Linked DNA regions of Mus musculus: region 2 is linked to region 1. Evidence: chromatin loops called from intact Hi-C (ENCODE). Cell type or tissue: heart. All regions are shown on one strand. Links, peaks and the distances in the headings refer to the core of each region. The heading gives the core; the rest is flanking DNA. Region 1 overlaps Ralgps2 (Ral GEF with PH domain and SH3 binding motif 2). Region 2 holds the start of Cryzl2 (crystallin zeta like 2).

Region 1 (16,472 bases), core at 2,818-10,817:
TTTTCCCTTTAATAAACAAACAAGGGATAAAAGCTGACAAAAAAAGTTCCCTGTTGATTGATCTGAGTGCATAGCTGCATATTTTTGCCTCTGATGTAACGAAACTTTATTTCCTTTAGCACCTGAGTCTATGTATGCACTCTTCTCTGTGTTGAAGTCTATACTGTAATGCTTCCACTAGGGAACACAGAGACTTGCTGCCAGCGTCACAGGTCATTGCTGAGTTTCCCAGATACCACTATGCTGTTACTTCTTGACTCATCAAGTCATGCTTCAGTTGCTCTGACTAGGGAAGCCTCTAGGCTTCAATCTAACAACAAGGTTTCAGTTTCTGTTGCCTCTCCATCTTCACTCCAGCTGCAGTTACACAGTTTATTCTAGTTTGAAGTTTATAGAGAAAACTTTCAGTTTGTACTGTTGGCTTTTATTCTTCAACACCAGTAACTGTCAGCCTCACTCTGCTGCATGTATTTAATAATAAATGTATACTATTCAGTAGCCAACTGAAATGTTGAGTATCTATGAATTGGACCACTTTGGGTACAGGACTACATGATTATCCATGCTATTTATAGATCACAAAAGTTCAATTTATTATGATAGAAATTTCAAAAGAATGGGTTCTGCTAAATATCTGGGTTACAAAAGGTTCCTTGCCTAACATCTCCCACAAAGTGGCATTTTCACACTGTTTATTTTATCTTCTTTTAGCTCCTTGATGTTAAAGAATAACATTTTTAAAAGAAAATTAAAGCATTATCCTTCCTCTTTGCATTCATACACATATAATATATTTCATCTAATCATCTACTTACTACATACCTGTTGAAAGAATGAGTGGATGCCTGAACAAAGCAACCATGCACAGGGCAGGATTATAAAGCCAGACAAGCGGTAAAAACATTGGAAATGGTATTTAAATATTACATACAAGCCCACAAAGCGACAGGTTAAGATTCGGTCATTTGACCATTTCTAGTAACATAGTTGACAAAATAATCTAAAAGCATGCTGTGCTTCATGAGAAACGTAGAAAGAGTCTGAATTTTAATTCCCAGCTGAAGAGAAAAGACAAGACCGCTAAAAAATAAAAACAGAACCAAGGCCTCACCCTCACCTTCTACACCCTCACCTTCTACACCCTCACCTTCTACACCCTCACCCTCACCTTCTACACCCTCACCTTCTACACCCTCACCTTCTACACCCTCACCTTCTACACCCTCACCTTCTACACCCTCACCTTCTACACCCTCACCTTCTACACCCTCACCTTCTACACCCTCACCCTCACCTTCTACACCCTCACCTTCTACACCCTCACCTTCCAGCCCCACCCCACCCATCTCATCTGAAGCAGAGCTAGGGAGGTCAGAGCCTGGCCCATCGGTGGCAAGATGCTGGGGAGGAAAATGTGTCTTGGCCAGGAAGATCTATAAACTTAACTGTGTTGGCCTGGGCTTAATGTGAGGTCAGAAGACAGAATCTATTCCAGGCATATACATTACCATCATGGCCCAAGACCCTCAACATAAGAAATCCACATTAAAATATGTTCACATGGCCAGGCATATCTGTGACTTTGAGGTCACCCTGGTCTACATAGAGAGCTCTAGGCCAGCAAGACTACATGGTAAGACACTGCCTTAAAAATAAAGTTCACAACAACTGTAGTTCTTCAACAGACAGTGGAAACAAATCTGAGCATGGACTCCATACTATATACCAGTCAAACAAAGCCTCACTGGCAGACCCGACACAGGAGCATCGGCAACTCTGTGAGCACACAACCTACTGTAAACCGCAGGGAGCAACAGTGACTGCTCACCTCTCACCAAAACTACCAGATAGACCCTACAGAGCAGAACGGACTAAAATCAGTGGCTTTCAACGAAGGAAGGCATAAAGAGAAATAGAGTTTAAAACAAAATTAATATTCACTACAGAAGCACCATAGCAAACTCTACTCAAGAGGGAATTCATGGTAAACAAACAGGAAAACAACACACAAAGCACTGTCCAGATGGAGACACCATGTAAGAAGTAAAAATCAGGGTAAACCCTACACGCCCTGAGAGCAGATCCAAAAGAGATGATGAAACAAGGCAAGTGCTCAAGACCCAGGCTGAAGTTTCCAGAACTCAGAAGATGGGAGGGACTCATACTCTGGGCCACCCTTAAGCAGGACAAACAAAAAGAACTGCATTCTTCGTGTACTACTTTAAACCAACAAGTAATTCTTTTAAAAGTGATTTAAAAGGCAAAATACTTCTAACAACAATAAAACCCTGAAGATTTCTCATCACCGGCAATCAGAAAGTAAGGGCTTCAAAGTACCCAGAGAAAACAGCCATCAACTTAGAAACCTAGCCCAGCTAAGGAGCTGGCTCAGCAGTTAGGAGCCCACGCTGCTCTTGCAGAGAGGACTGGTGCCCAGCACCCTCCATGAACAGCGCCCATACCTCCACCTACAGCTGCCACGGTCCATCATCTGCACTCACACACACATACCACTCCCCACTACACACACACATGCACACACAACTACAAACAAACATTTTTGAAGAGAGAGAACGGGGTTGGGGGTCACTGGCAAGAGCGCAGTGGTAGAGCTCTTGCCTTGAGTTTTGTTCTCAGCTGGGGCAGGGGTAGGGGTGGGGGACCACAAAAAAACATTTTCAAGGGATTGGTGCACCACAAAATACTTCAGAGAGTAAAAACACATGAAAAACTATTTCCTGTTTAAGTTTACACCAACTGGAAGAAAACTTCAGAGAAGAAATAATTATTTTAACCATGATTAAGACTACTAATATTTTTGGAGCTTTGCCAAAAGGTTTTAGACGTTCATAATTAACTCCTATTACTAGCCTTTTTGTGAACAATATTCTGCTTTTATAAGGAAAGGCTAAGCAACTGTTTTCATACAAAGTCTGGTCATACATTTTATACATTGGCTACAACAATATAATGTACAACAATGAGGCTAGCATTTATGGGGTACTTTCTACCAGGAGGCCATGCAATTTATCCTTAGTATACCCAATCAACCTCTGAGGGAGTCTATTTTTTTAATTATTTATTTTGTGAAAATATAAATGCACACCTCCCTTTCCTCTCCTTACCCCTCCACACCCTCCTTACTCTCCTCCAAACTGATGGCCTCTTTCTACATTATTTTTACTATATAGATATATGTATACTATACATAAATGCAACCTGTTCAGTCTGTTTAATATAACTTGCATGTATGTTTTCAGGGCTGACCATTTCGTATTAGATAACCAATCTGTCCTTATACCTACAGAGAGGTTTAGTCCTCATCTTGCATCAAGGAAACTTCTCTTTGTAACAAATGGAGACCATTACAGAATACGACAACCAATCAAAATGCAGAGGTTGTGCCCAGTCCCATTGGATACATCTACAACAGAACTCCAGCTCAAGGAACTTGTGGAAGAGGGGGCAGAAAGAGCCAGAGGATCAGGGAGTTGTTTGTGAGATTGTGTGTCCTAGGAAATGTCAGAAGCTACACTCCAAGTCTCACCAATACAAACATAGACATCCTGAGGTGCCGGGGAGAGGGGAACACAGGAGGCCTTGGCTCTACACAAACAATTGCTAAAGGCAACTAAGGAATGAGAGACAGAAACAGAGACACACACACACAGAGGGGGAGGGAGGGAGGGAGGGAGAGAGAGAGAGAGAGAGAGGGAGAGAGAGGGAGAGAAAGAGAGAGAGAGAGAAAGAAACTGGCTTCCCCAGGCAAGAATACAGCAAATGGTTATCCAAAACCATTTTAAAGAGGGCTAACAACTTGACCAAGTTTACAATGTTGAGATGGACAGCCTGAAGAGAAGGAGAAAAAAAGGACAGATGAAGGGGAACCTAAAAGTTTGTTCCTACTCTGATCAAACTTAAAATATGGCTAGGAATGAAAGGAGCAAGAAAAACAAAGAAACTACTGTATTGTGATTCAGTTTCAAGAATCAGGTGATTTCTATAAAAGTAGGACTCTAAGATGATAAAGAGAGACAAGCTGAAGAGTAAAAAGAAATCAAAACCATGATGAAATAGTAGAAACAATACAAACACACAGATTTAAAAGGCATTATTAAGAAAAGATGCGACACAGAAGCCTGGCCTGCCACACATGAAGACTCTCTGATGAGCTCTGGGCAGGCTCGAAGCAGCAGGACTGTACAGGTCTCAACAGTCAAGCAGAGACATGCAGGCTAGCAGAGACAGGAACTGGGAATCACCAACGGTTTCTGTAAGGAAATCATCCTAGGAAGCTGTTAGCTGTCTTTAAGACAAAACTGACATGCAAGTCCTTTCCCATCAATGTTCTTAAACCTCTTCTCTTCAGAGCCCTCCTTTACATGTTTTTTCTACAAACCACGCATGTTCACACTCCACCACGCATGTTCACACTCCACCACACATGTTCACACTCCACCACACATGTTCACACTCTAGCCTTTTGGCTTCAGCCTTCCTCATACATTATCACTCCACCTAACTCAGAATTCTTGGTCACACAGAAAACACAGTCTCTAGCAGATAACATAAAAAAAAGAAAAAAATGTAATCTACCTGAATCTATGAATAATTCACACTGCCCCCCTTGCTTAAGAGTCAAATAAAATGGTAAAAACAGTGTAAAAACAGGGAATACGGAGCTTCAGTTACAGGTCTAACCAAGTATGTTTTACTGGGCAAATTATTTTCTTAGGGAAAAAAGAGATGAGTTTACATATCTAATAAGAACACTACATCTTCGGTATGCTGTATACCTATGCAGTTCTAAACGGCTGCTTTAACGATGATCCATCCATACCTTCAGAGTGCTAACCTCTAATGTTGACAACTGACTTCTAAGTGCCAGCTGAACCTCCCTCAGCTCTAATGCTTGAGGACTAGAAATGGTTCAAATGTCAGAGTTCCTCAAATGTTGGAATATTTATGCAGATGACACCAGTTGAATAACTTTAAAAGTTTCCTACTTTGAAGTGTTTCAAATCTTCTAAGGATACTTAGTATCTATAAATTAACCATGTTATCAGCGTATTCTAATATGTAAAATGTATTCTCAGTTCAAGACTAAAAGGTCGCTCATCCTTGGCATGAAATGTAAAAAGTATAAGCTATACTTAAGTCTAAATCTGAGAGTAGCTAGAATTTCAAACAATGGTGATAGTTCTCATGGACATGAGCACACCCTGAAACTGTGAGAGAGCGAGGTCTGGGCAAACTCCCATTGCTTGAAGCCAAGCATAATGACAGGGTTAGCAAATTCACACACCACCCAAGAAGCAAAAGGGGGAAACGCTGGTAATGTTAAGTGAATCTACTACATGTTTAGAGTGTCATGTCAGAACAACTAAATAAACCACCTTCCAGGAAGCCTTACTCACTCACTAAATGACTGTTTGAGTTAAAACATCTATTTATACTTCATATTTGTTTCTAAATGCTTAAGGCATACATTTAAGAAGCCTGAGAAAGGAGGTTTTCAAAACTAAGTCAGCATATTAAACTAGAAGGGAGGGGATAAAGACAGCAAAAGTGCTTCTTCTACCCTGTAGCCCTCTAGGACCTGAGCTGAAGCACATGGTACTCAGGCAAAACCTTGGAACGCTGGTCCATCGCCAGCATGGGGGCACACTAGTCCAATCACCAGCATGGTGGCACAGTAATTCATTACCAGCATGGGGCACATGCCCATAAATACAACTCCCCGCCCCCATACTTGTAATTTAAAACACCAAAATATTCTTTTAAAGAGTATATAGACTGAGCAGTTTGCATTTGTGTATTTGTATAATTTATATGTAATATTATGTAAATATATATCAATTATTACTAGAAAAAGAAGCCATAAATATGAAAAGATTAAGAAGGGCTATATAGGAGGGAGGAAAAGGAAGGGGAAATAATACAATTATAATCTCAAAAAAATAAAAGAAATAAATTTTAAAAAAGAACTCTAGCCTCTACTATACCAAAACATGCACATAGGTTAACTATAAATAAATGTGCTCTAAACATTGTTTTACTATGTAGCTTTGCTGGGAGTTTATACATTCTGGTCAGACTCTGTACTCAAGACTGGCTCTTAGAAGTCCACTTAACTCACAATACTATGTACTTGAGGGTTTTTTTAAAGCATGCTTATATAATACTAGCAATCAAAGCATGAAAACAACCCAATTGAATCCTAAGTAGATTTACATGTCTAGCAAAGTGTGCTGCTGTGGGGTCATGAGGGAACACACTGGCATGGGAGGAAAGCTGATTACTATCAGCTCTCCTAGGTCTCCAGCTTGCTAACTGTGAATGTGCCTTGGGACTTCTCAGTCGCTCTGACTACAGGGCTAACTCCTTAATGTGTGCACATGTATGCATGTTGTGCATATATGTACAAAATGTATTAAAAGAGCTTTTCATTATCTATAAAAATCTATTAAGATATATACACAATTATTCTAAAGGGATATATATACACATATGTGTGTGTGTGTGTGTGTGTGTGTGTGTGTGTATCTATCTATCTTCTTGGTTGTTTCTGTGGAGAATCCTAGTATGCTATTCTTATAATTTCACTTCTAGTTTGAAACTATTTCCAAATATATAATATAAAAGGAAATTAAATTCTCCTGAACTACAAAACTCTTCACCTTGAAAAATTCAGTTATCTAAGCAAGCTACATGTCTAGTAGAAAGTACAGCTTTACCGATAGGTGGCGATATAGGTCACTTGTTCAGCAAAAGGAACATACAGCCGGAATGTACTCAAGAATGGCTTTTCTGGACTGAGTTACAGATAGACAAGTATTTTTGCCTGAAGCTAAAGGAAAGAATAACAGAGATGAATATTACTGAAAAGGTAGAGGTATTTTAAAGATCTCAACTGGGGTTATATTTCAAATCCCAGATCTTTCCATGTTTTGATGCCCCTTATACCTAGCATGCTTCTCAACCCTTCTCCTGCTCCCATGGAGAATCTTAGCTACGAAACCTTGCTGCAAACTGATGAAATGTGTTAAGATGAAAGGAAGGGAAAGAAAGAAAAGAGAAAAGCTTACCTGCGAACTCCATTTCTCAGATTTACGTGCGAGAGCACCAACCCAATGCTGAGCTCATGTGTGCTCATCTATAATGGGTTAACCAGAGATGGGTGGGTTCTAATTGTACATCTGCTTGCTTATCCTTGGCACTTTCTTCATAGCCAGACCATCTTTCTTATCCTTTCTCATATGCTCAACTGCTGTGAAAATGACAGAGTGGCAGGAGATAAATTGTCTGTTTCTCTGTCTCTGTCTCTGTCTGTCTGTCTCTGTCTGTCTGTCTCTCTCTCTTGATGGCAGTTCATTACAAGAACAAACAATACAGTTAGTAGTATAAACAAAGGCGAAGAGAGGCAAAAATCCTCTTTCTATTAGAACAATGAAAATAGTGTGAATGTAACAGAAAGCAAAATTCAAGAAAGAAATTTGAAGTATGAGGACTGAGTGTGGAGAAGCTGATATAAAGGGTGACTACCGTCTGTCACCCTGGACTTTATTGTGCCCCCAGTATGGATGAGTTCTTATAAATGCACTGCTGACAAGCTTGCAAATCTGACTTAGAAAGTTAAAATATACAGACAAAGAGACTAAGAACACTGTCAGTTGTTCCAACAAATGGATACCTTTATGATAACTTCAAGTATAATAAACCCTTGATACTATGAGGGATCTATCCCAAAACACCTTGAAAGATCCCCACCTTTGAAAATACTATAATGGCACACAAAACATTACGGTATAATTTTCTTTTTAGTCTTACAAACAGTTAATGATTCTAAGAAGTCTGAAATGACACATACTTCTAGATTAATAAATCATACTGGAATGTGCTTTGCTGGGTAATAGACTGGGTTCAAATCTCTGCTCAGCATAAATGATAAATTATTATGTGTTACACCCTCCTGGTCATTCACAGAACCAGGCTTGAAAACCACAAGCCTCAATACAAGAAAGCTAGAGATCTACTCCACTAGTATCTAACCAGCCAAATGAACATGACATTCTCTAGTGCTAAGCATCCCACAAACTAAGGGTGGGTGTTTGTGTCTTGGCAGTACTGGGAGTGAACCTGTATCATCGGGTATGCAAGGCCAGCACTCTACCACTGGGCTAAAGCTTTCCACCAATTTCAGATTATCAAATTGGGTGTGTTGGCACATGCCTATAATCCTAGTATGTAAGAAACAGGGTCGGGAGACAAGAGCTAGTCTTGGCTATATAATAAGCTCAAGTATGAAACCCTATCTCAAAAAAAAAGGAAGGAAAGGAGGAGGGGTAGAAGTGACTGGTTTGCAAAATATATGTGGCTTCTATGGATCCAGATTCAACCAGCTATAAAATATGAGGAAAAATTGCATTGGACATGCATATTTTTAATCATTTCCTAAACAATACACTGTCACTACTTTATATAGCATTTATATTGGGCTAAATATTGTAAATAACCTAGATGTTAGGAAGATCTGCACAGGCTATATGAAAATACTGTAACTTTTTTTCTTGATAGCCTTCCCATGATGCCAGGCTGACCTTGAATTTACAATCTTCTCATCTCTACTTTTTAACCTGAGATTATAGGTCTGCCTATACCATCATGCCCAGCTACTACACTATTTAAAATAGAGTACTTGAAGATCTGCATACTTTGGTAACTAATAATACTTGGGAAGGAACTGCTATGCTTATATAATTTATAGCGTGAGCATGCACGCTCGTGTGCACGCGCGCACACACACACACACACACACACACACACACCTTAATCAGTGGAGGGATTCCTCCTAGAGCTCAGCAGATGGTTCAGTGGGTAAAGGGCTTGTCACACAAGTATGAGGACCTAAGTCCTGATCTCTGACATCCTCACAAAAGCCCTCAGGCATGCTGCTAACACAAGCACTGGAAGGGCAGAGAGAAGCAGATTTCTGGAGTTCACCAGCCAGTCAATGAGTTCCAGGGCAGGGAGAGATCCTGTCTTTAAGAATTAGGGAAGAAAGTGAGGAAGATACCTACCTGGCCTCCACATACTACATAAGCACATGCATGCACTTGCACAAACACACAGACACAAGAGCGCTTGCGCGCGCGCGCACACACGCACGCACGCACACACACACACACACACACACACACACACACACACTCACACACACAGAAGTGTTTATCAGTTAGTCATTAGGAAAATGTAAATTAAGCCTCAATTTGATAGTACTACAAACACATTAGATGGCTGTGGTTTTTGAGATGAAGTTCTAAATTGTCTTTACCGGGCGCTGAGAACCGGCTCTCTGATGATGTCTTACTCCTGAACAACTTCCTGGTCTTGTTATGACCAAGAAAAGACAGTTTACTGCGTAAACAGTGAAGTGTTTTGGACACTGGAATACTGTCCTTTATTGGTTCTAACAGCCCTCTAAGGTAACTACTAACATACAAACAGCAGGGCCTAGGGGAAGAAACTCTCAACAAACAGTCTCTAGAAAGTTCCACTTCTCATCTTCACCTCCCACCAAAGGAAGACTTCTCTGTCACATTTCATTTGCTAGAACTCCTTCAGATTTGTCTGCCAAAGAGAAAATGTCAGGATATTCACAGAAAAGTCTTACATCTTAGATGAGTCTTAGCAAGTAGAATCCATGCAGAGACATGCAGAGTATAAATTTATGCGAAGGGGCCACCCCAGGGTTCCGTCTCAAACCTGGCACAGAAGGCTAAATGGGGTGCCTATTAGCATATCAAGGCAGACACTGGCTACCAGGTTCTCCTAGTCCCTAAATCCCTTCCTGTGACAGAGTCCTCCCAGCTGGCAAACCCGCCCCCTACCTTAAACTACTGCAGCCCAGAGGCTGGGCTGCCCTTCTCCCTTCCCCTTCCCTAGATAACCCAGCCATTCCGGCTGTCCAGGCCTTTACACCCTTTCCCCCTTTCGGCCGCTGAGTCTCCTGATTCTGCTCTCTCCACATGGCTCAGCTCAGGGTCTTGCACACTCTGGGACTCTCCCAGATATCTGCCTCCGTCTACAACAAATTTTCTCCTCCACCAGGCTTAGGACTCCTTTTTCGTTCTCCATCACCCACCAGGAAAAACTTTTTACAAAGCCTTAAGAATGGATAAAATGGCATGTACAACTCTTTGGAGAGAGAGAAAGGAGGATGCATATATGTACAAAAAGACACACTCGGCAGGCAGACTTAGTGGGCTGCTGCGAGGCTCCTGCTATGGAAGAATTACGTGCTCTTCTCCGAGAAAGCACATCCTAACTGAAACATCAGGAGAAAAGCCCCAGGCACCCACACAGTCCAGTATCTTTAAAAAGGGGGGGAGGGTGTACTGAATACATATTTTTTAAAGTCCTTATGTTCGTGGGTATACAGCTATAGTCAAGAATTGTATCCTGAGTGATGGGAATAACTAGAGGGAGAAAAGTAAGTCATAGCAATTTTATTTTGGAAAGTATTTAAGCAACGTACACGACTGATAAGTTAAAAGCAGAGAAAGCAGACAGCTCACTGCCTTACTCCAAGTGTGGACGGGAAAGCCTAACTCCAAGACTATTTCCAAAGGTAAATAGTGCCAGAATTTGCTGTCTGCATGTGGGCTGTGTGAGAAATGAAGAGGCTAAGGCTGTTTTATCATTCTGCTCCTTAAAGTTCATGCTATCAATAAGAATGAGCACAGTAAAAGAAACCATTTTTTTCCATTTGCAATTGTCCACCTCAGGGGAACCAGCCCCAAATACTCACCAGCAAAGAGGAAGTGCTGACGAGAGAACCGGAAGTGACAGGCCTAAGCCTGATGCAGTTTTGCACAGAAGCCTCAGTGGAACAGTCACCATGCATGGCCCTCTGTGCTCTCACGCCACAGGCCGCTGAGGAGTCTTTGAGCTCCACAACAGCACTGCACCTTTACAGAGACTCTGCCACTCCTAGTCTAGAGCAAGGTCTAGGGGCAAACAAGCTGTAATGTGACAGAAAAGAAGAGGACACGAAGCAAGAGCGGACACACTATTCCACACGCACGCCAAGCAACCCCAGCCTCCGGGAGCAGCTGCAGGCCAGTCGGCAGTAGCAGCAAGCTCTGTCTAAGGTCCCCATCAAACTGACTTCACAAACTCCTGGGAGTGACTATCCCACAAGCAGAGCCTGAGGGCTCAGGGCCTCAACCTCAACCATGTCATCCTTGGTCCCGAATCTTCCTCTCACCTCTACCTTGCTCTTTTAAATCGGTGAAAGACAATAAACAGTATACTGTGTATTTCAAACAGCTAGAGCAAAGGAGTTTGGGTATTTTTACCACAAAGAAATGAGAGATAGAACTAGATTTACACAGTGTGTATATTATTGAAATACCAGGATACCTCAACAAATAGGTAAAGGTTTCTGTTTTTAAAGATCAGTTAAAAATAAACTTTGTGGGGCTGGTGAGATGGCTCAGTGGGTAAGAGCACCCGACTGCTCTTCCGAAGGTCCAAAGTTCAAATCCCAGCAACCACATGGTGGCTCACAACCACCCATAATGAGATCTGATGCCCTCTACTGGTGTGTCTGAAGTCAGCTACAGTACTTACATATAATAAATAAATAAATAAATAAATAAATCTTTTTTAAAAATTAAAAAAAAAAAAACTTTGTAGCTCTTATATGAAAAAGAAAAAAACTACGAAGACCCAAGCATTACCATATAAAACAACTGAAGTATCTGATCTGGGAATGGAGGTCTTGGCCTATTATGAAATACCAGCAAAAACCTGACCAAAGAGGCCTTTTTGACTCATCAGTCTTAAATACAAATTTCATGCTTTAAACAGTCACTAATTATTTCAAAACCAAAATTACACCCCAGCCCATAGTTTAAAACGAAGCTGTACTGACAGGCCTCAGTTGGACAAGGCTGGGGAATTGCCTGCACGAGGGGTGACTTCTCACAAGATAGGAAACCACTCCAAGTCTCAGACGTACATCACACACACACACACACACACACACACACACACACACACACACACCCCTGAGACACAATCTCTGCAGAGGCTTTGCTCTGTGACTTGTTCTGCCAATGAACACCCTCAGCACAGGCATGGTAACAAGCGGAGTCAGATGGTCAGCTGACTTCCTCGGGGTTTCTCACCTCACCTCACAGCTCTAGCAGATGCAACTGGTTAATTCTTTGCTGAGGACTCTGTTTCCAATTGTAGGCTGCTCGGCAGTACATATTGCCTCTCTCCACTAGATGCCAATGATAACTATTAAAGCCAAATGTCCCCAGGGAGACAGAGGGTCCAACAGCAAACAGGGTTTACAAACAGGCAGGCTTCGAACTTCCGCTCCCCTCACCTCAGCCACCTGGTGCTGGAAGCACCCATAAGAATATGCACCTTCGAGCTGGAGAGATGGCTCAGTGGTTAAGAGAACTCACTGACTGCTCTTCCAGAGGTCCTGAGTTCAATTCCCAGAAACCACATGGTGGCTCACAACCATCTGTAATGGGATCTGATGCCCTCTTCCAGTGTGTCTGAAGACAGCTACAGTGTACTTATATATATTAAATAAACTAATTAATTAGAAAATAAAAAACACCTTCACAACAGGCTTCTTCTTCTAAGAACACAATTTCAAGTTTTTCCTACTTTGTATATACTTAAAATAATTATGTGAGAGGTATAATTTTATCCATCTTATACCATTTCACAGCCATAAAAGTAGCTTTACCATATCATTTCTTAAACTTTTTAAAAACAACTCACTCTATTGGCAGGAGTGATGCTGGCTCATCCTTTAATCCCAACACTCCTGAGGCTATGGCCTGAACAGTGAGTTCAAGGCCACGCTTGAGATCCAAGACTAGGTGGCTACAAAGGATCTTTTGTGTCTCAAAAAAAAACACATGAAGGAAGGAAGGAAAGAAGGAAGGCAGGAGGAAAGGAGGGGGAAGGGAGAGAAGAGGGGAGGGAGGGGGAAGGAAGAAAGATAGATTTTACATTTTTCTGGTTTTTGGTTTTTCAAGACAGGGTTTCTCTGTGTAGCCTTGGCTGTCCTGGAACTCACTCTGTAGACCAGGCTGGCCTCCAACTCAGAAATCCGCCTGCCTCTGCCTCCCAAGTGCTGGGATTAAAGTCATGCGCCACCACGCCTGGCGAGATTTTGAGATTTTACCTCTACCTCTACAATGAAAACAGTGAACATGCCCAGTCACCCCCAAATGTCTGGTTTCTTATACTTAGCCCAGTTAGACTTGCAGGGGTTCTCAACCTGGGGGGGTCAAACAACCCCTTTACATTGGAATTCATAACAGTAGCAAAATTACAGTTATAAAATAACAAAAATGTATGGTTGGGGGTCACCACAACATGAGGAACTGTATTAAAGGGTCGCAGCGTTAAGAAGGTTGAGAACCACTGCTCTAGACAGTCATCTGTAGGGCTCTCTCTGTTTTGTTCATGCTTTTGTACAGCCTTGTCCCATGCATAGTTCACAATTATCAGTTTATTCATTCATCTGCATACCTTTGAGCATGTGGAGCTATTATACGTAAGGCTGCTGTGAGCAGTCAGTATGAAGGCCCTGTATCACCATCAAATACCCACGAGTCAGATAACTGGAAAATCTTAGTAACTGACCTAAGGAGGCTGTACCATGGTAGTCCCAAACACAACACACAGGATCTTAATCTTCCCTCACATCCTTGCCATGAGGGGTGTTCCATGGTGATAGCATACTATGATTTTAATTTTCATTTTGCTAGTGAGTAACTATTTCAATGAACAGAAAGGCATCTATCTCTTTACACACACATTAAGCTTTTTGGTGATGTACCTATCAAGCTATTGGCACATTTTTTAAAAGTCGGGTTGTTGGTTGGTCCTAAGAGTTTCATCCTACACCTCCTTAGGTACTTATCTCTCTCATTCTGATTATGTCTTTTTCAATCATGTAACAAAATGCCACATATGTATTCTGATAAAACTAATAAAAACTAGTTTGCCACAGTGCCATTTACACACCATCTAGTTTTGTGCCTTAACTTCTCCAATAAAGCTAACAGTACTTCACCAAGTTACCATGAAAACCCAACGAGTTACTATAAATAAAACAGATCATCAGGACACGTGGCAGACACCCCAGTGCCACCCTGGGGGTAGTTGTACCAGAGAGACTAGGACAGGTTGGTGTCACTGCAATACACAAATGTGACAGATAGGTGGGGAAGACAAAAAAACAGCTGTGCAAGTAACAGAGACAGAACTAGAGACCTGATGGCAGTGACAGGTCAGAGGGCTGGTGGATGAGTGTCATTACCAAGTATACTTGTCCGGACAGTGTGCACCAGCCTGGAGCTTATGTCATAGACACAGCCCCCCAACCTGCCACCTGGCCACCGAATCCCCCTGGTTCTGGGCAACAATGGAACCAGGGATGAGGAAAGCTTCACTTTCTGGAGTGGTCCTCCTTGAAGGACCGCTACTGTTTGACACTCACTGATGACTTGGTGATGTTTTCAGGTTCTGCTGCTTCAGGGAGATCATGCTGATGTGAGTGGCAAGTTTACCCACTGAAGGCAATGCTGAGGCCTGTGGCCTGTGCAGCTGCTGAGTGGGTCAGTGGGTCTGACACAACCAGGGGCCACGCTGATGTCTCAGCCCAGGCAGACGTCTGCGGCCTGGCTGCTGCCTGAAGCCATATGAATGTTGATAGACATGTGAGAGCGGGCCCCGCCCTCCCAGACCACCACAAAGCTCTTCTCAGTTATTGCCTTCTGGAGTAGGCTGAGACAGACTTATTCTTCCTGGGGAGCTGGCCACTAGGAATTTGACCATCCTCCAGTGAGGACAACACTGCACAACACGAATGGACTTGCTTTTTCCTTTTCTAGGGAGGGGGAGCAAGAGTCACAGGGGAGAAGGGCAGACATGGGAAGACCATGAGGTGAGCACAATTGGGGTGCATGATGTGAGATTCCAAAATAATTACATAAAAACACATGTTATTTTATTGGACACTGTTTTTGTGCATAGCATTGTTATAAGGGCTTTGCATCTATCATTCTCAAATCACCTGTGAAGTAGAGTACTGTAAAGATGCTCACTTTACAGGTGTGAAATGAGAGGGAAGTTGAATAACCTGGGCCTAGACTGGTGAGTGGCTCATGCCTGTAATCCCACTGCTTGGAAAGCTGAGGCAGGAGGATTGCTTGAGTTTTACACAGTGAGTTCTAGGTCAGTCTCAGCTACAGTAACACCCTGTCACTCACAAACACAGTAAAACAAAACTTTACTGACTTAACATAGTTGTTAAAAGATAGAGCCAGAATTTAAAGCTAAAACTAATATTTAAGTTGACAATCTTTGAAGGGAGATGGTAGGAAATTGAAATGGTCTCAAAAACAGTAGTTGTACCAGCTAGTTTTATGGCAACTTGACGAGCCATTTAGAAAAGAGAGACTCTCAACTGACAAATGACTCCAAAAGATATGCCTTTAGGAAAGTTTGTAGTGCATTTCCTTAATTAGTGATTGACAGGAGAAAGACCAGACCATGGAGGGTGTTGTCATCCACAGGCAGGTGGTCCTAGGATGAATAAGAAAACAAGCTGAGTAAGCCAGAGGAGAAAGCCAGGGAGCAGCACCCCTCCATGGCCTCTCCATCATTTCCTGACTCCAGGTTCCTGCCCTGCTTGCACTCCACTCCTGACTTCCCTTAGTGAGGAACTGTTGCCAAGTGTAAACTGTAAAACCCTTTCTTTCCCAAGTTGCTGTTGGTCATAATGTTTTATCACAATAGAAAAGTAACCAGGACTCACTAAAGACTAGTAACATAAAACCAGATGCTTCATCACCTGTTCTGTACCTTTCAGAATGTAACCTGTGCTCGTCTAGGGGAACATGTCCAATTCTTTTCTGCTTATCAAACAGCTTCCTCATCACCTTTAAATTTCCTGTAATTCAGCTTCTGATTAGAATGACTTCCATTCCTTTAAACTAGTTTTTATAGGACTCTAATGTAATGCAGCCTTCCAGCTTCAGTTCACACAGCCTGAGAGCAAATTAACTCCATGTTTATTGTAACTAACTGTACTTTTCCTAACCAAATATCCCCACATTGTCACATAACTTTAGCCATTGTTAGTGGCCTTTAAGTCAAATGTCCATTGTGAACCATCTGCTGCAGTAGTTTTATACACCATAAAGCATTGCTATAGAGTTCTACAGTGTACTGTGAAAAAGGCAGATTTCCCTTCAAAGGGACATAGGCAGGCCCGAATGATAATCAGCATGTCTGAGACATTGAGTCAGATAAACCACTAATCTGGAGCTCAAACATCCTGCTGGTCTTTCTAATCTGTTTAGTTATAGTAACTACGCAGCTATAAATACACATTTGGTTGTTACTAAGGAGATCATGTAATTTAC
Region 2 (16,472 bases), core at 4,365-12,364, 540 kb after region 1:
CTGGTATCTGTGATCCCAGTCATTTTATAAACGGGGAAACTGAGATCCAGGGAGAAGTCCTTTGGTTGAGAATGTAGGGCCGGAAAGTGAGGGAGCCGGAGCTCTTAACTGCTTGACTCTAAAGCTTCCGGTCTTTCTGTCTCAACCCCATTTTTCACTGTTCCTTGGCTCAAACCAGAATTTGACCACCTGGAACGTGAAGTATTCTCCTGTGCGCCATCCTTTACTAAGGACAACGCTGGCTGTGCCGTCTGGTTGCCTAAGACTGTTTTTAAAAACATCTATGAGGCTTTTCTAAAATAATTGCCAATGGCAGGGGCGGGCTAGCCTTCCTTTGTGGTCCGACAACCCGTTGTACCCCTCTGTCATAGAACAAAGCACAAAGTGTTGTGCTTTACTTTGTTAGATAGTGAAACATCTTTCTTCCTTCCTTCCTTCCTTCCTTCCTTTCTTTCTTTCTTTCTTTCTTTCTTTCTTTCTTTCTTTCTTTCCTTTCTTTGAAAGAAACAGGATTTCTCTCTGTGTAGCCCTGGCTGTCCTGGAACTCAATCTGTAGACCAGGCTGGCCTTGAACTTACACCACCAATGAAAGAACCGAGTGGGGAAACCCCCACTCAACTCCTGATTCGGCGTGCACCCAAGAATCAGGAACAGAACACAACACCTTGATGTAACAACACGAGGTATTTTAATGTCGGAGCTCCGGGTGGAAAAGTATCTTACACAGGAGACAGTGGATTCGACTATGAGGCTTGGAAGCTAGGGGGTTTTATAGAAAAGGAGTGGGGCTGGGGGAGGAATTGGTGCGGTTTCACATGATTGGTCCATTTAAACATCAGCAGCCTGTTAACATTTAACTTAGGTCAGAGGGGTGGGAGATAGGGAGGCGACGGGTCTGCCCGGGCATGTCCTGGTCTGTTCTGCTATGTTCTCAGCCCCAGGTTTCAAAGCTCACAAACAACTCTTTGGGCCATTTGACATACATTACATGAATCACAGGTCTCAAGTTTTATTTCCTTTCACTCTGCCCGGCTAGATGGTGAGATTCTTTTTTTTTTTTTTTTTTAATATTTATTTAGTTATTATATGTAAGTACACTATAGCTGTCTTCAGACACTCCAGAAGAGAGCATCAGATTACGTTACGGATGGTTGTTAGCCACCATGTGGTTGTTGGGATTTGAACTCGGGACCTTCGGAAGAGCAGTTGGCGCTCTTAACTACTAAGCCATCTTGCCAGCCCGATGGTGTGATTCTTTTTTTTTTTTTTTTTTTTTTTAAAGATTTATTTATTTATTATATGTAAGTACACTGTAGCTGTCTTCAGACACTCCAGAAGAGGGAGTCAGATCTTGATAAAGATGGTTGTGAGCCACCATGTGGTTGCTGGGATTTGAACTCTGGACCTTCGGAAGAGCAGTCGGGTGCTCTTACCCACTGAGCCATCTCACCAGCCCAGATGGTGTGATTCTTAAGGGCAGTAGTTGTGTCTTCTTAGTGACAACTACGGGTTGAACATCCCTGTATATTTGCTTTACTTGAGTTAAACCTCACAACCTCCATCTCAGGAACCATACTTAAGCCTGCTTTACCTATGAGGAAGTAGATGTTTTGAGAATTTAAACAATTTCCCCAAGATTACAATGAGGAAGCAGCTAAACCAGGAACCAAATGCAGGTGTGAGAAATTCCAAAGCCCAAATTCCTTCCCCTTCACTGCACTATTCTTAGAGTTATCTGTGTTGCTCACAGCTTGGCAGTGAAGATAAAGCCATGGATGCCAACCTGAACTCAGAGACTAGAGAACTAATGGAGGTTTGTATAAAGGTTTTTCTTTTGGGGGGGCGGGGCGTTGGAAGGGGAGAATTTCTCTTCCCCGGGGAAAGTGGGAATTGAAAAGGTTTCATAATATTTCTAGGATGTTTGGGAACTTGTTCAGCAGTTCTGTAATGATGACTTAAGGTGGAAATTAATGATGGCTTAAGGTGGAAATTAGTTGTTTTCATCAAATACCATCGGTTAGGTTTGGGGAAATGACAGTGGCCATATCTTGGGTCATCCCTGCTTCTAAGTGGTTCCATCTAGATGCCAAGAATTTAGTCCAAATGCCTGCTGGTACCCTCTTAAGTAACAGCTTGTAACCAGGCAACCCAGTCAGAACATTGTTTCCTTCATCACATTGTGCTTCCCTGTATGTGTGTGAACACTGCTCTACATATCACAGTTTTACCTCTTACACAGCATACTTTTGGACGAGCGCATTTTCAAGCTCATGGCTATAGGAACAGGGGAGACACTCCTAATTATATGCTAGCATTTTTTTTCCCCTGCTCTTCCTTCTCCTTTAACTGCAGGCATCCCTGGAGGCTGCTTTCACTATATTCTTTTCTTTGGGGAATTATTCTCTTTTCTGGGCCTGAGAGACTGTAAAATTCCTATAAAACCAAGCTTAAAACTCTGAGGAAAGCATGGGTTCACAATGCATTGTATAATACCTTCTTTGTCTACTCCAGAGGCCATTTGGGGGGAAGCACGGTGGGTGGCTGGAGACTGTTAGAGGGGTCTCTGGCAGCAGGCAATTAGGACGATGCTAAACTGCTCTGTTTCCTAGATGTGTGGCCTTGGGCAAGTTCCTTAACCCTCTTCAGCCTATATGCCAGATCCATAAAAGAGTGGGAAAAAAATGGTATCCTAGTATCCTGGTATATAGGACCATTGTGAGGGCTAATGAAGCCATGCAGAAGCATTTGCAAACTGCTCTGTTTGGAGAAACCACCAAGTGCTCATTCTAATGCTAATCACCATTACTCACACTATTAATGATGAAGCTGTTTGGGTGACAGTGCTTTGAAACTTATGAAGCACTATGAGAAAGTGAAGTAAGGATGGTGATGATATGATGGTTGTGGTGGTGGTGGTGGTAGTGATGCAGATGATGACGTATACATGGAGAAATGAGATTCATCTAGCATGACAGAAAGAGTAGCAGACAGGAAAATCTGATCTTAATGCTGTTCCTAAGACAACGAAGCAATGTGACCTTGGGCTAGACCCCACCTACTCTGTTTCTTACAAAGGGGGAAGTTTGATGAGACTACCTTTTTGTTGTCATTATATTTTGAGACACTGGCTATATATTCTGGCTGTCGAGGTTAGCCTTGAACTCACAGAGCTCCTCCCACCTGTGCCCCCTAAGTACTGGGATTAATAGTAAGACTACCCAGAATTCCATCTCAGATCAGAAATCCTGATTCTATGGGTACTGGAAAAATAACTTGCAGAGCAAACCTTATTATATGGATCAATGACTAAAGCACTTCTCTGGAGCTGATAAAAGCTAACTCTGCTGTAGTGATCGGTAGTAATGTTCAGGGGAGAGTACGGAGAAGGCAAACTCTTCCTATACGTCTTGGGATTTTGGAGGACATCACAAGATGACAGCTGATAACTACAGTAGCAATGCTGATCTACGTGAATATCAAATTATGCCAGTAGCTATGAACTCAGGTAAGAAAGCATGTGCAAGCTGGAGAGTTGGCTCAGTGGTTAGGAGCACTGACTGCTCTTCTAGAGGTCCTGAGTTCAATTCCCAGCAACCACATGGTGGCTCACAACCATCTGTAATGGGATCCAATGCCCTCTTCTGGTGTATCTGAAGACAGCAACAGTGTTCTCACATACATAAAATAAATAAATCATATATATATGGGTTTACTACCCTTAGAGAGAGAGACAGAGAGAGAGAGAGAGAGAGAGCAAGCAAGCATGTGCAAGAGCCCTTAAAACTGGGACTCCAGTTCTAGGGCACCTGACTCCCTCTTATGGCCTCCATTCCTGCATGTGATACACATAAACTCACATAAACTTATGAATGAACACACACACACACACACTAAACAGATTGATAGATAGATGATAGATAGATACTAAATAAACAAATAAACAAACAAACAACCTTTGGGATTTGTGGCTTCAGTTGTGTGGGGCCAGCAGCTTTCCTATGCAACTGGTAGAGCTCCTTGCTTCCCACCCTCTTGGCATTAATTGAGTACTGCTATGTGCTGGACGTAGAAGTAAACTTGGAGGCAGCAGCAGCAGCTTTTCCTTTCAAGCCCTGTTTTTGGATGGTGCATTTTTACTGTTGGAGGATTCTTGTACCTTCCCATCGTCATCCTAAGTTGAGCGTATACTGTTTTCTACTATCCTGTGAAAACAGAGCGGTTTGCGTCTCAGGCTTTGGCTTGCTTCTTCACCCCCAGCTCTCCAGCAGCTTCTGGATGTTAAATATTATCTCTCCGTGTGATATGCACCAGAAGGAAGACTCAGCTGTTACTCTTTTACTTCCCTAATGAGCCTCAAGCTGGTTCAAGCTGGTTTAGAGGGCAGTGATCAATCTCCTGCCTCCTTTAGAGAGGACTGAGTGTTCAGATTTAGCTGCTCGATGTTAATCTCCTACAGCACTCAACTTTTATTCTTCTTGTTTCTTCTTGCCACCTCACTCCCAAATAAAATTAAATAACCGGGGACAACTAGAAGCAATAGCTGAACGTAGACAGTAAGGTGTGGCAACGTCTCGATGGATAAGCTAGATGTCTCTCTTGCTACTATGAAAACCACTATTAAACAGCCTGTCACCCTTTTAACTGCTCTCTGTAGACGTCAAACTTATTTTTACACATAAGTGCGCAAATCACTTCAATTACCTAAAATATTTTCAACACCTTTCAAGACTCTTTTTTCTTTTTAAAGATTTACTTATTTTATGTATGTGAGTATACTATAGCTTTCTGTCTTCACACACAACAGGAGAAGACATCAAATCCCGTTACAGATGGTTGTGAGCCACCATGTGGTTGCTGGGAATTGAACTCAGGTCCTCTGGAAAAGCAGTCAGTACTTGTAACCACTGAGCCATCTCTCCAGCCTTCAGGACTCTTAAATAGATTTCTACTTTTTTTTTTAGATTTTTCATAAATGTTGAATGCCATCTTGAAAATTTTCCTTACACTCCTTGATCTTCATATTCTCTGAGAATGGCAGAATATTGTGAAAACAACAATAGAACCTTTTTCTGGAGCTGGATAGGCATCTTGGTGAGTAAGAGTACCCGCTGTACAAGCAGGAGGGCCTGGTTTTAATCCCAGCAGCCTCCTCAAAAGCTTGAAGGGGTCGTGTGCATCGCTCCATCCCCAGAACTGTGTGTGTTTTGGGGGAGGGATGTTGAAGACAGGAGAATCCCTGGAGCTTGTTTACTGCCAGCCTAGCTCCGGGTCTAGTGAGAGACTCTGTCTTGAAGGGAAAAGGCAGAGAATGAGAGAGTAACATACTTAACATCCTTCTCTGGCCTCTGTGTGAACCTAGACATGTTCACCCTTGTACATACATGAACTTATACCACACATACATTCCCCCCCACCCCCATATACTTGCACATGAAAACCTTTCTGTAAAAGCACTTAATTACAAATATGAGACTTAATACTTAGTGTTATTTCCAATTACCTGGAAAATTAATACTAGATAACTGAGTTCTCGTTCAATAATTTATTAGGTACATATCTATTAAATACTGAAAATGTTATGCATTATACAGATCCTACAAATTAAACAAGATTAAGAAATGGTTGCTAGGCCTGGGTGTGGTGGTGTATACCTTTAATCCCAGCACTCTGGAGGTACCAGTTGGATCTCTTGTGAGTTTGAGGCCAGCCTGGTCTACACAGCAATAACAATTAATACTCAGAACAAACAATCATTACATACTTCATAAGTTAGAGATTTATTGCTGTTGGCTTTCCTGGCAACCAGGAACTCCCTCCTCCATCCCCGTTGCTATGGATCAAGCTCAGGGCCTTACAGTCTAGGTTGGTGCTCTACTCTGGAGTTACACTACAGGCTTAAGGATGACCATTTGGTGGTGACATGGATTTCTCCACTATTCCTATCTTTCCTTTTTTTCACATTGCTGGAGATTGAACCCAGGGCCTCTAGTTTGCCAGGGTGAGCACCATAGCACTGAGCTACATCTCCAGGTCCCAAGTTCATCTTACATGCTTGGTTTATATGCCGTTTACAGAGTGCTTTCCTGCCTGTCTCATTGGAGCCATGGGTTTTTTAAAAGAAATCATCTCCCATTGTAGACATTGCTTCCCTTCGGTTGTTTGTATGTGGAGCTGAAAATTCCCAACGGGTACGATTATGATGACAGCGCCTACTGCACACCTGAGGGGCTTATTTGTTCTTGGGTTCCTCAGCCCTCAAAGCCTTTAGGTCATAAACTCAGAAATGCATCCTTCCTTTTCGCTTTACAGTTTCCTCCATTCAATTGCTGTTCGTTCCTGCTCAATGCCTTCTCTTATGGAAGAGTTAATTGAGGGCGAGAACCATTAGGGAGGTGGCCAAAGAGGTGGTAGAACTGGATTTCAACCTGTGGCCTATACCCTCTGGCCAGATGTCTTCCAAAGATGCCATGCTGTCGTTAAATCTATTTATCCAATGATATAGTCTTCCATTCTTTCCAGCATAGCATGTACCTCACATACATTGCTGGCGTATAGTCACTTGCTGTTTTAAATAGGTCAGATAGATCTACATCTAATACTAACGTGTGTGTGTGTGTGTGTGTGTGTACATACATGTACATGGTTCATGTGTAAGGTCAGCATTTGGAGGTTAAAGGACAATTTTTGGGAGTAGGGTCTCTCTTTCTACCATGTGACGTCTGGGGGTTGAATTTAGCTTATCAACCTTGATAGCAAGCACCCTTACCCACTCAGTTATCTTGCCAATGCCAAAGCAATTTTATATACTATTTCATATAGACAGTAGTATTATTTTTGGTTCTTCTAGGGCATACCTGTGCCCCTAAGGCTTATGTCATCACTGAATCACATTTACCAAGGGGTAAACCTTTGGAGCATGAGAGTCATTAAGTTTTGGGCTGACTTTTTATTTATTTTTTTACTAACTAATATTTTAAGACAGGGTTTCTCTATGTAGTCCTGGCTGGCCAGGAACTGGCTATGTAGACTAAGTTGGCCTCAAATTTACCAAGATTTACCTATCTTTGCCTTCTGAGTGATGGGATTAAAGGCATGTGTCATCATGTTAATTTATTTTTATTTTTATCGGAGACAGGTCTTACAATGTAGCTCTGGCTGATTCGAATGTTCAGTTTTCTTGTCTCTGTCTCCTGGGCCCTGGGATTACAGGCGTGTGCCCAGCTGGCTTGTCTTTAATTGGATATTCTCTTTGGATTTGTTCAGGATCAGTTAACACCAGACTATTGGTAACAGTTTAGTTTTTTTTATCATAATTAGTCCTGTGTGAGAAAATTAGTGGCAAGAACTCTAGCAGTTCAAATGTAGACATCAAAGGATTCACCTGTGCATTTTGGACTTCTTTCTTAGAAAGAACCCCAGAACTACTACTGAAATGTTACCAAACACAGATTTAATAGTCTTCCAGGCACACCCTGTAGTTCCAGCACTCAGGAAACAAGAGGCAGGAAGATGACATGTTCTAGGCCAGCCTGGTCAACACTGTGAGAGCTACCTAATGAGACCCTGTCTCAAAGACTCTTAATCTGGGGTGATCGAATCATTTCCCTCATGCTTCCTTTTTGTTTTCCAGAACCAGCGAAGAGATCAAGGGTTGCACACACTGTTTGGTCTAACCCTAGAAGTGGTGTGGGGCTGACAGTCCCCTGCACAGACAGACAAGAGCTCCGCCTGCCGGTCAGGTCACCCGGCCAGAGCAGGCACGTCCTGGGACGCCTTTCCGCTCTCCCCAGAGCTCTTCCTGCCACATGCTGGCCACGCCCCTCGCGACTTCAGCTGGCCATGGCAGCAAGGCTGTGTACGCGTTGCCTCCCTCCGGTGTGGCTCTGCAGGTGCAAGCCCAACTCCCCCCCCCCCCGCCCCCCCCCCGGCCCCCTTACAGACCCCAGGGGTACTGCTGAGAAAACCAGCTCCCTTTTCTTTGTTGCAGGCAAGCCTGGCAGGGCCAAGGCCGGCACTACCGAGCTGCACTCTGCACCGAGTTGAAGCAGCCCCTGACCATTCAAGAGGTGGCTCCCCGCCCCGTCGGGCCACAGGAGGTAGGGTGACAAGCTTGACCCCGGGATGCCTCCTTGTATAGTTCAGAGCCTCTGACTTTCTCGGCCCAGCACTCGTGGGCTTCCTGCTTCGGTCAAAATCCTAGTTCCCAAGCGTAGGGGGCGACCAGAGGCTGGAGCGCACCCACTTTAGGTTGGAAGGTCAAGCCCTTTCAAGGTTCACGGAAAGGCTAGAAATGTCAAGGAAGCCCTCCCTCAAATCTCAAGCATAGGCCTCTCAGAGAGCTCCAGAGCCGTTGCCTTAGAAACTGTGTCTGATTTACACAGGACTTTACATAACAATACAGACAAAAGGACCCTTATCCTTTGCTTAGCCCCTCTTCAGGGTCAGTATCAAATTATGTACGGGTCCCCGAACCATTGCCCCCATCCCAATCTATCTCATGAAGAATACAAGCCTGGGCTCCTCTTATGTCCTGCTGTAATTTGGGATGAGATCCTTTTCCTGCCAGGAAATGTGGAAGTCACCTTGGCCTTGCCTGTTGACCACTTTGGTGACAGCGTGTGACACATATGTAGTAGAGAATGACAATTTGAAACAGGGTGGAGTACGCAAGAGTATCTTCATGTTAGGGGTCGCTCATGAGAGGCAGAGATGCAGCTACAGTTGTAAAGGTCACCCAAATGGGGCCTGTGGTTAAAACAGATTATTGGAAGAGAGGGTGATCACAGCCATTCAACTTCCCTCATCTTGAGTCATTCATTTCTGGGATAACACCATGTCATCCAGGCTGGAACTGAACTTACAGTCTTCTTGTGTCAGTCTCCGGAGTGCAGAAATGCCTCCCTACTCTTGGCTAAGTTGTTTTTAAACCAAGGTGGAGTGTCTTGAGGACAGTGGACATGCTATCCACCAGTCAATAAGTACTCCAGTTTTTGGATGCGGAGGCATGGGCTCCCCAGTTTTGCTGTTTGCATTGTAAGGAGCTAGCTTCTGAGAGTGTTTTTATGTTATTTTTCTTTGCCTTTAAATCCCTGGAGTTTGCAACGGGCCCTGGCATGTGGCACATACTTAAAGAACTGAGAAATGAATGATTTTGATAGATAAAGAATGGCTTCTAACCAACCCGCCACCTCTCCAGTAAACGTAAACACGTAGAGCACATTGATCTGGGATTCCAGCTGGCACCTTTTGGGATCCCCACCCTTGTGGGCTGCATTCTCTGATGAGCACCAGAGTTCTCTGGGCCTGTTCAGACAGGTTGCTGAGCCTCTCCTATCTTCCCATGTATGAGTCAGTATGGGGTGTGGCCTCAAAGTTGGAACTTCTTTTTTTTTTTTTTTTTTTTAAGACAAGAGTCTCATTATGTATCCCTAGCTGGCCTGGAACTCATAGAAATCTGCCCATCTCTGTCTTCTCAGTGCTGTCGTTAAGGGCAAACTTCACCCCAACACAAGGTGAAGTTTGAATTTCTAACCAAATCGCAGATGATGCCAGTGATGATGGTCCTGGACCCACCACCTTTTGAAACTCACTGGCTCCTCAAAAGGTCTAGAGTAGTGGTTCTCAGCTATGGATTGTGACCCCTTTAGGGGTTGGATGACTGTATTAGTCAGGGTTCTCTAGAGTCACAGAACTTATGGACAGTCTCTAGATAGTAAAGGAATTTATTGATGACTTACAGTCGGCAGCCCAATTCCCAACAATTGTTCAGTCGCAGCTGTGAATGGAAGTCCAAGGATCTAGCAGTTACTCAGTCTCACACAGCAAGCAGGCGAAGGAGCCAGAGCTAGACTCCCTTCTTCCAATGTCCTTATATTGTTTCCAACAGAAGGTGTAGCCCAGATTAAAGGTGTGTTCCACCACACCTTTAATCCCAGATCAAAGGTGTAGCCCAGATTAAAGGTGTGTTCCTTAAACTCGGAGATTTAATCTTCTGGAATCCATAGCCACTATGGCTCAAGATCTCCTAACCAAGATCCAGATAAGGATCTCCAAGCCTCCAGATAAGGGTCACTGGTGAGCCTTTCAATTCTGGATTGTAGTTCATTCCAAATATAGTCAAGTTGACAACCAGGAATAGCCACTACAGATGACCCTTTCACAGGGGTCCCATCTCAGATACCTTGCATACCAAGGCATTTACCTTACAACTCATGACAGTAGCAAATTGCGGTTATGAAGTAGCAATGAAAATAATTTTATGGTTGGGGCTCACCACCACATGAGGAACTGTGTTAAATGGTCGCAGCATTAGGAAGGTTGAAAACCACTGCTCTAGAGAAACTGCTGGCCATGTGGTTGTAGTTCTACCTCAGTGATGACTTTGTCAAGAGCATAGAAGACAGGGATCTAGGCTGTCCTCCCGGGTTCGAGCTACTCAAATTCCAGCATATTGCCTTTGCTCAGACAACGCCGCAACCCCCTGCTTAGTGGCGTTCTGTTGTTCCCAGTATGAAGGACCTTCCTCAGTTCAGACCTACAAATCTCAGTGTAGTGTGGAGCTCTCACTCCTTGTCGCTCTCTCCTCTTCCAGTTCTAGACTTGCTAGTTTTTCTTTTGTCCCTCACGCAGGGCATCTGCACACGCCATAGCTTTTGTCTGTGCCAAGCACCAAGCGTTCACCTCCAAGTTTGAATCATTAACTCTTGGCTTTTACTAGTGCAAGGGTTACTTTCCTAGTTTTCCTTGGCATTCCTCAAGAGGTCACATACCCTCATCATGTGCTTTCTCCTACCTTTAAGACTTTATGTTAGGTTATAATTTAACACATATGAGCCACGCATGGTGGTTCAGGTTTATAATTTTGAGAGGCCACAGGGAAGATTTTAAGTTTGAGGCCAGCATGGACTACATAGTGAGTTTGAGGCCAGCCTGGGCTACATAGTGAGATTCTGACTCAACAACATATGGCTTTGTTAGCTTTATTATTATTTAGTTGGTGCCTTTTCTGCTATACTTATAGGTCCACAACGGCAGAAACTCGGTCCATTTTGCCTCCTGATAATCTGGCTCATGGTTCATTGTCTGGCATATGGTTGTCATTCGTTCAGTAGCCCTTTTGAAATGCATTATTACTGAATGAACATTGTCTCTAGGGTGTATACGTCTCTGTTTTGTTGTGCTGTGTTTCTTCTGCAGGTCAGAGTTGATGTTCATTTCTGTGGTGTTAACTTTGCTGATATTTTGGCCTGTCGTGGTCAGTATCAGGAAAAGCCTCCTCTTCCCTTTACACCGGGTGAGTACGGGGGACCAAGTGACTGCTACTTCAGAAAAGAAGAATTTAGAGTCTTCAGAGCCACACCCATCTTCTCAGACACTACTCCCCACTCTCTGCCAGGCTTGACCAGTGAGGTTTCTGTTATTTATGTCACTATCATTGTTAGAGTAACTACCTCATGACTCTCCCCCTATAGGCCTATTGTGTCCCCAGCTTAGCATTGTACCAATCCATAGATGACACTCAGTGGTCTAGTTAGATTTTCTGTTGCTGGGATAAACCACTCTGACCAGAATCAACTTGGGAAGGAAAGGGTTTATTTGGCTTACACTTCTATCAGGAACTGAAGCAGAAACCATGGAGGAATTGCCCAGGCCCATCTGCCCAGAGATGGTACCACTCCCAGTGGGCTGGACCATTATACATCAATTAGCAATCAAGAAAATGCCCCACAGACATGCCCACAGGCCAGTCTGACTGAGGCAACCCCATAATTGAGACTCCCTCAGATACTTCTGGCCTGTGTCAAGTTGACAGCCAGTACTAACGAGGACATTCACTAACTACTTTAAAATGAATAAATGGGCAACTGTTTACACAGTGTTGTGTTCTCCAGAATTCTTTTCTGTTAACCCTCCTCGGTCCTTTGCCTTCTTAGTGTTGCCTCAGTTACAGTTTTTCTCTGAAGGATCTCGACCATGCTTGCAGCTACAATCTGTAGCCTTATTGGCATAGACCTTAAGAAGCTTAACGCAGAAGGCCCAAAAGGAAGAAGAGGAAGGAAAAAGTTTAGACATATCTTAGTAGCTCACTGTCTGAATTTTACTGTGCTCTGTCTGGTTACTTTTAGACCATTTTTGTTTTTTTCAAGGCAGGTTTTTCTGTGTAGTCCTGACTGTCCTGGAACTCACTCTGTAGACCAGGCTGGCCTCAAATTCACAGAGATCTACCCACCTCTACCTCCCAAGTGCTGGGTTTAAAGGCATGAGCCACCTCCCCACCCCCCAACTATTTTTAGACCTTAAGTGCATGGATTTTTGTTGTTGAAGTTTATTTAAGGAGATTTAAGTAGAGCTTAGTATGTTTATAGTACATGAATATTTTATAGGGATAAATATAAAGATTATAGTGATTGCATGATTACAACATAGCTGTTATGTTTGGGGTTTTTGGTTGTGTGTTAATACTAGGACCCAGTTCCTTCTGTCTGTGTTTGCTTAGAGACTAGACCAGTGGAAGATGTCACAATTAAGTTATTCCTCTGACAGAGCAAGTAAACTATTCATAAATTTGAGAGGCTCATAAATTGCAGAAGTGGATGAAGAAAGGGCAGATGACACTAATCCATCCTGTTGAACTGAGCGTTGCCTGCATAAACACAGGCCATGTCCTTGAGGACCCCTTCACAGGTCAGCAAAGGACACATGGCAACAGATAAATATCATCTGGTGATCATGGTAGTTGGGGTTGTATAGGAACCCCATGGCCCAGTCAGGGTCAAAAGTACCTGTGTACCAGCGAGTCTCTGTGCTTTTGCATATTCTTGATGTAGGTTAAGAGTTGGTGGTGGCGCACGCCTTTAATCCCAGCACTTGGGAAGCAGAGGCAGGCAGATTTCTGAGTTCGAGGCCAGCCTGGTCTACAGAGTGAGTTCCAGGACAGCCAGGGCTACACAGAGAAACCCTGTCTCAAAAAACCAAAAAAAAAAAAAAAAAAAAAAAAAAAGAGTTGGGACAACCATAACTGATGTGTTGTGATCATGAAGTCTTACGCTCATTGTGCTAGGTTTTTGAGTACCACCTTTTACGCTTAGTTAAAATGATGGACATTGAAGGTAACAGCTCAAAAGGAGGAGGTGGCCTGTTGGCCGTGTTTCCTGTGTGCAGGATGCCAGGCTCCAAAGATAACCTATCTTCCTTCCTTCCTTCCTTCCTTCCTTCCTTCCTTCCTTCCTTCCTTCCTTCCTTCCTTCCTTTCTTTCTCTCTTTCTCTCTTTCTCTCTTTCTCTCTTTCTCTCTTTCTCCCTTTCTCTTGTTTTTTGTTTTAAAGATTTATTTATTTATTTTATGTCTATGAGTACACTGTAGCTGTCTTCAGACACACCAGAAGAGGCCATTGGATCCATTTCAGATGGTTGTAACCATCATGTGGTTGCTGGGAATTGAACCCAGGACCTCTGGAAGAGCAGTCAGTGTTCTCAACTGCTACCCAGGTTTTTTTTTTTTTGTTAGTTTGTTTGAGACGGGCTTTCTCTCTGTAGCCCTTGCCATCCTGGAACTAGCTCTGTTACCTGGCTGGCCTGGAGCTCCTGCGTGCTGAGATTAAAGTTGTGTGTCACCACAGCCCAGTTTAGTAACTTAATCTTTCAATGTTTTAGGAATGGAGTTTTCTGGGGCTGTCTTAGAGACAGGAACAGATGTCAGCACTGTGAAAAAGGTAAATTGGATAAAACACCAGAAAGTGTGTGTAGTTGTGAGAGATGTGCTAATCTTGTTTATACCTAGAAAGTCTAGCTTCTCTTGGCCTTTGCCATGTGACCAAGTCAGAAGAGAAAGAATGAATTCTGAACGAGGAGGTGGGGGAGGACTTGGTGCAAGTTCCTGGCCTTATTAAGCTCTTTATTATGAATGAATATAAGACAACACTTGGTCTTCAGTTACTGAAACAATAAAGGATTTTTGAGTTTGAATCTCAAGTGAAAGTAGTCACAGGAATTCTGATTCCTACTAACTTTTCCTTCCTTGGCTTGCTTGTTGTGAAAAATGTGCTTCTATTGGCTTGGTAGCCTGCTAGCTATTGAGAGAATCGCTGTTTTGGTTTTAAACCTGAAATGAGCTCTGAATAGATATTAAGGCCAAGCTGTGTCTGATAGGCCAGAGATGTGTGTTTTGGAATACAAGGCCATGCATTTGAACATGTTTTCTTCCCTCCAGGGAGATCGAGTTATTGGAGTAAGTAGCTTTCATGCTATGGCGGAGCAGTGCATCACGGACCAGAAGGTATCTCTGACTCTTGGCACTGATGGACACATGGGCGTTTCTTTTTCTCCACTGTTCTCTCTGGTTTCCTTGTCTCTCTTTCTCACACCGTTCTCTCCTCCTTTTGCGTTTGTTTCATTTTATCGTGTTTCCTGACCAAGCAGGTTTTTTTTTCCCTTTAAACGCTAACTTTCTTGACAGCCCTTGCACAGAGTTTTGTTTGTGTAGAGAGCCTTTTGTTCCTTCGTTGGCTATCCATTTGGACCATACTTAGTGAGTTATGGTTGAAAAACTGGTCTAGCACATGGAATTGGATATCATGGACATATTTTCCCATAAAGCTTGTGAAAATGGTCTGAGCTGGGTTGAGCAGGATGTGAATGGTGCCCCCTGGTGGGGCATGTTATATGGAACCCATCCAACTTTACTGGGATACATTTTACATAATAACCTAGAGCCGATTCTCCATCAATTGGCTCCTTTTTGAGCAGATGCCAGCCTTATGGGTTTGAAGTCTGACACACCCAGGTCCTAAACCCTACCTTGGCTTGCTTGGTCCGGACTTGTACTCCTTAGTAGGTGATGATAGACGTGTGCTTCCCATTGCAAATTACTCATCCAATCGAATCATAAGGTTAGCTAGGCAGCTTGTGTATCCAGCTACACATGTTTACTGCCAATCGATGTTATTTCTTTGTACAGACCCTGTGGCGGATTCCAGAAAATGTCTCTTTGCAAGATGCTGCAGTGTTACCGGTATCTTATGGCACAGCTATTTTGGCTGTAGATCATCGGGCCCGCATCCAGCCCGGGTAAGGACTGTCTAGGGGCAGAGGGTTAGGTGGCATTTTAATTTTCTTCTGATATTAGAAATGTCTGACAGGACCTTGCCTGAAGCCCAGCCTGGTGATGCACTTGGTGTTCCTAGCATTTGGAAAGAGGCAGGAGGATCAGGAACCCACGGCCATTCTCAGCTACATAGTGAGTTAGATATCAGTCTGAGCCACAGGAGCCAAAAGCAATCACAGATAAGAGTGTACCCCGCTCCCTTCCCCTCTCCCATTCTTTTCTCTTGCCTTTTCCCGTGCTTCTCTTCAGCTCAAGTTCCTTTAAGTTGAGGAAAGGCAAAAGAGAGATGAATTTGGATACTGGAGACTGGGTATAGATCATCCTTTTGCCATTAAATGCTTTGGCAAAGTAGTTCTCTTGAATCTGACCACTTTGGGGTTCATTCATAGGGCGACTTCAAGTTTACAGACTTGATTTATTTTTATTTTATCTTATTTTACTTTTTGAGACAGGGTCTTGCTATGTAGCTCAGGTTAGCCTAGGACAACTTATATAGTCCAGGTGAACTTCAAACTCAAGAGCTTCATTCTTAGCCGTGGAGTGCTGGGATTATAGGCGTGTACTATCAGCACTAGGTGGAGGTTGGTTTATATAAGCTAGCTCCCTGGGGGCTTAACAGAGACTATGTGTTTCTGTGAGGCTTGGTTGGTTATGCCAACTAGGATTGATCTATCTATCCATCTGAGACAGCATTTCTCTGTGTAACCCTGGCTGCTGTGGAACTCACTCTGTAGACCAGGCTATTATTGAACTCACAAAGATCTGCTTGTCTGTGCCTCTTAAGTGCTGGGATTACAGGTGTGTACTACCACCCCCTGGCTATGGACGTTTTAAACGTAAAAGTTCTGAAATCTTCTCTTTACTTGGGAAAATGGCTCTCGATCTGTTCAGAGATCTGGCTTTCAGAGTTGCTCCCCACTGGTAGTGTCATTTGAATGGTGGCTATTCCATGATTACCAGCTTTTTAAATTAGGTGGTGTTGAGTATGAAAATGGCTATAGGGCAAAATTTCTGAAGCACGCATTGGTATGCTTGCTCAGATGAACCATTGCTACTGCCTTGAGAGAGAGACTATCTAGAAGGCTTGAGAAACCTCCATCTTAGGAAGGCTCTAAAACCAGACTAGATTAGCCCTGACCCAGAAGTCTTATGTATGTCCTACCTGGACAATGGATTCACGTGAAGGTTTGAATGAAAGAGTCTCTACCGTTCTTGCTGTCAAATGTACTAGTCTGTGTCCCTGGAATCTTAACCCTGGGTGAGCTTTGAATGGTTTCTGGAGTAACATGTCTCTTTCCTTGGCACAGAGAAACTGTTTTAGTGACAGCAGCTGCTGGAGCCACAGGCCTCGCAGTGATAGACGTGGCGAC

The links. Hi-C counts contacts between places; a loop is a spot of excess contacts. Peaks named below come from ENCODE experiments on the same cell type or tissue, not always from the same donor. Only the 100,000 strongest peaks of a DNase experiment are listed, where the experiment ranks them.
Region 2: a loop joins it to region 1, with 2.7 times the contacts of the local background. A loop is called at or near these places in 4 of 42 quality-filtered maps.

What each region holds. Positions count from the first base shown.
Region 1 is chr1:156,910,906-156,927,377 of GRCm38, forward strand. All of the region lies in intron 1 of Ralgps2 (Ral GEF with PH domain and SH3 binding motif 2), which reads right to left. Among named protein-coding and RNA genes, the nearest start is that of 4930439D14Rik, 20 kb to the right of the region's middle. In heart, for the core only: a CTCF peak has its summit at 6,737; no DNase peak of the experiment used is centred there; H3K27ac peaks cover 1,193 bases.
Region 2 is chr1:157,450,757-157,467,228 of GRCm38, forward strand. It overlaps Cryzl2 (crystallin zeta like 2), which reads left to right and starts at 7,812. Exons shown (of 10, transcript NM_001033284.2): 1 at 7,812-7,889; 2 at 7,988-8,096; 3 at 11,197-11,293; 4 at 13,653-13,711; 5 at 14,209-14,274; 6 at 14,956-15,065; 7 at 16,410-16,472. The coding sequence starts at 7,840. In heart, for the core only: CTCF peaks have their summits at 7,739 and 7,943; a DNase peak (open chromatin) is centred at 7,795; H3K4me3 peaks cover 945 bases; H3K27ac peaks cover 1,220 bases.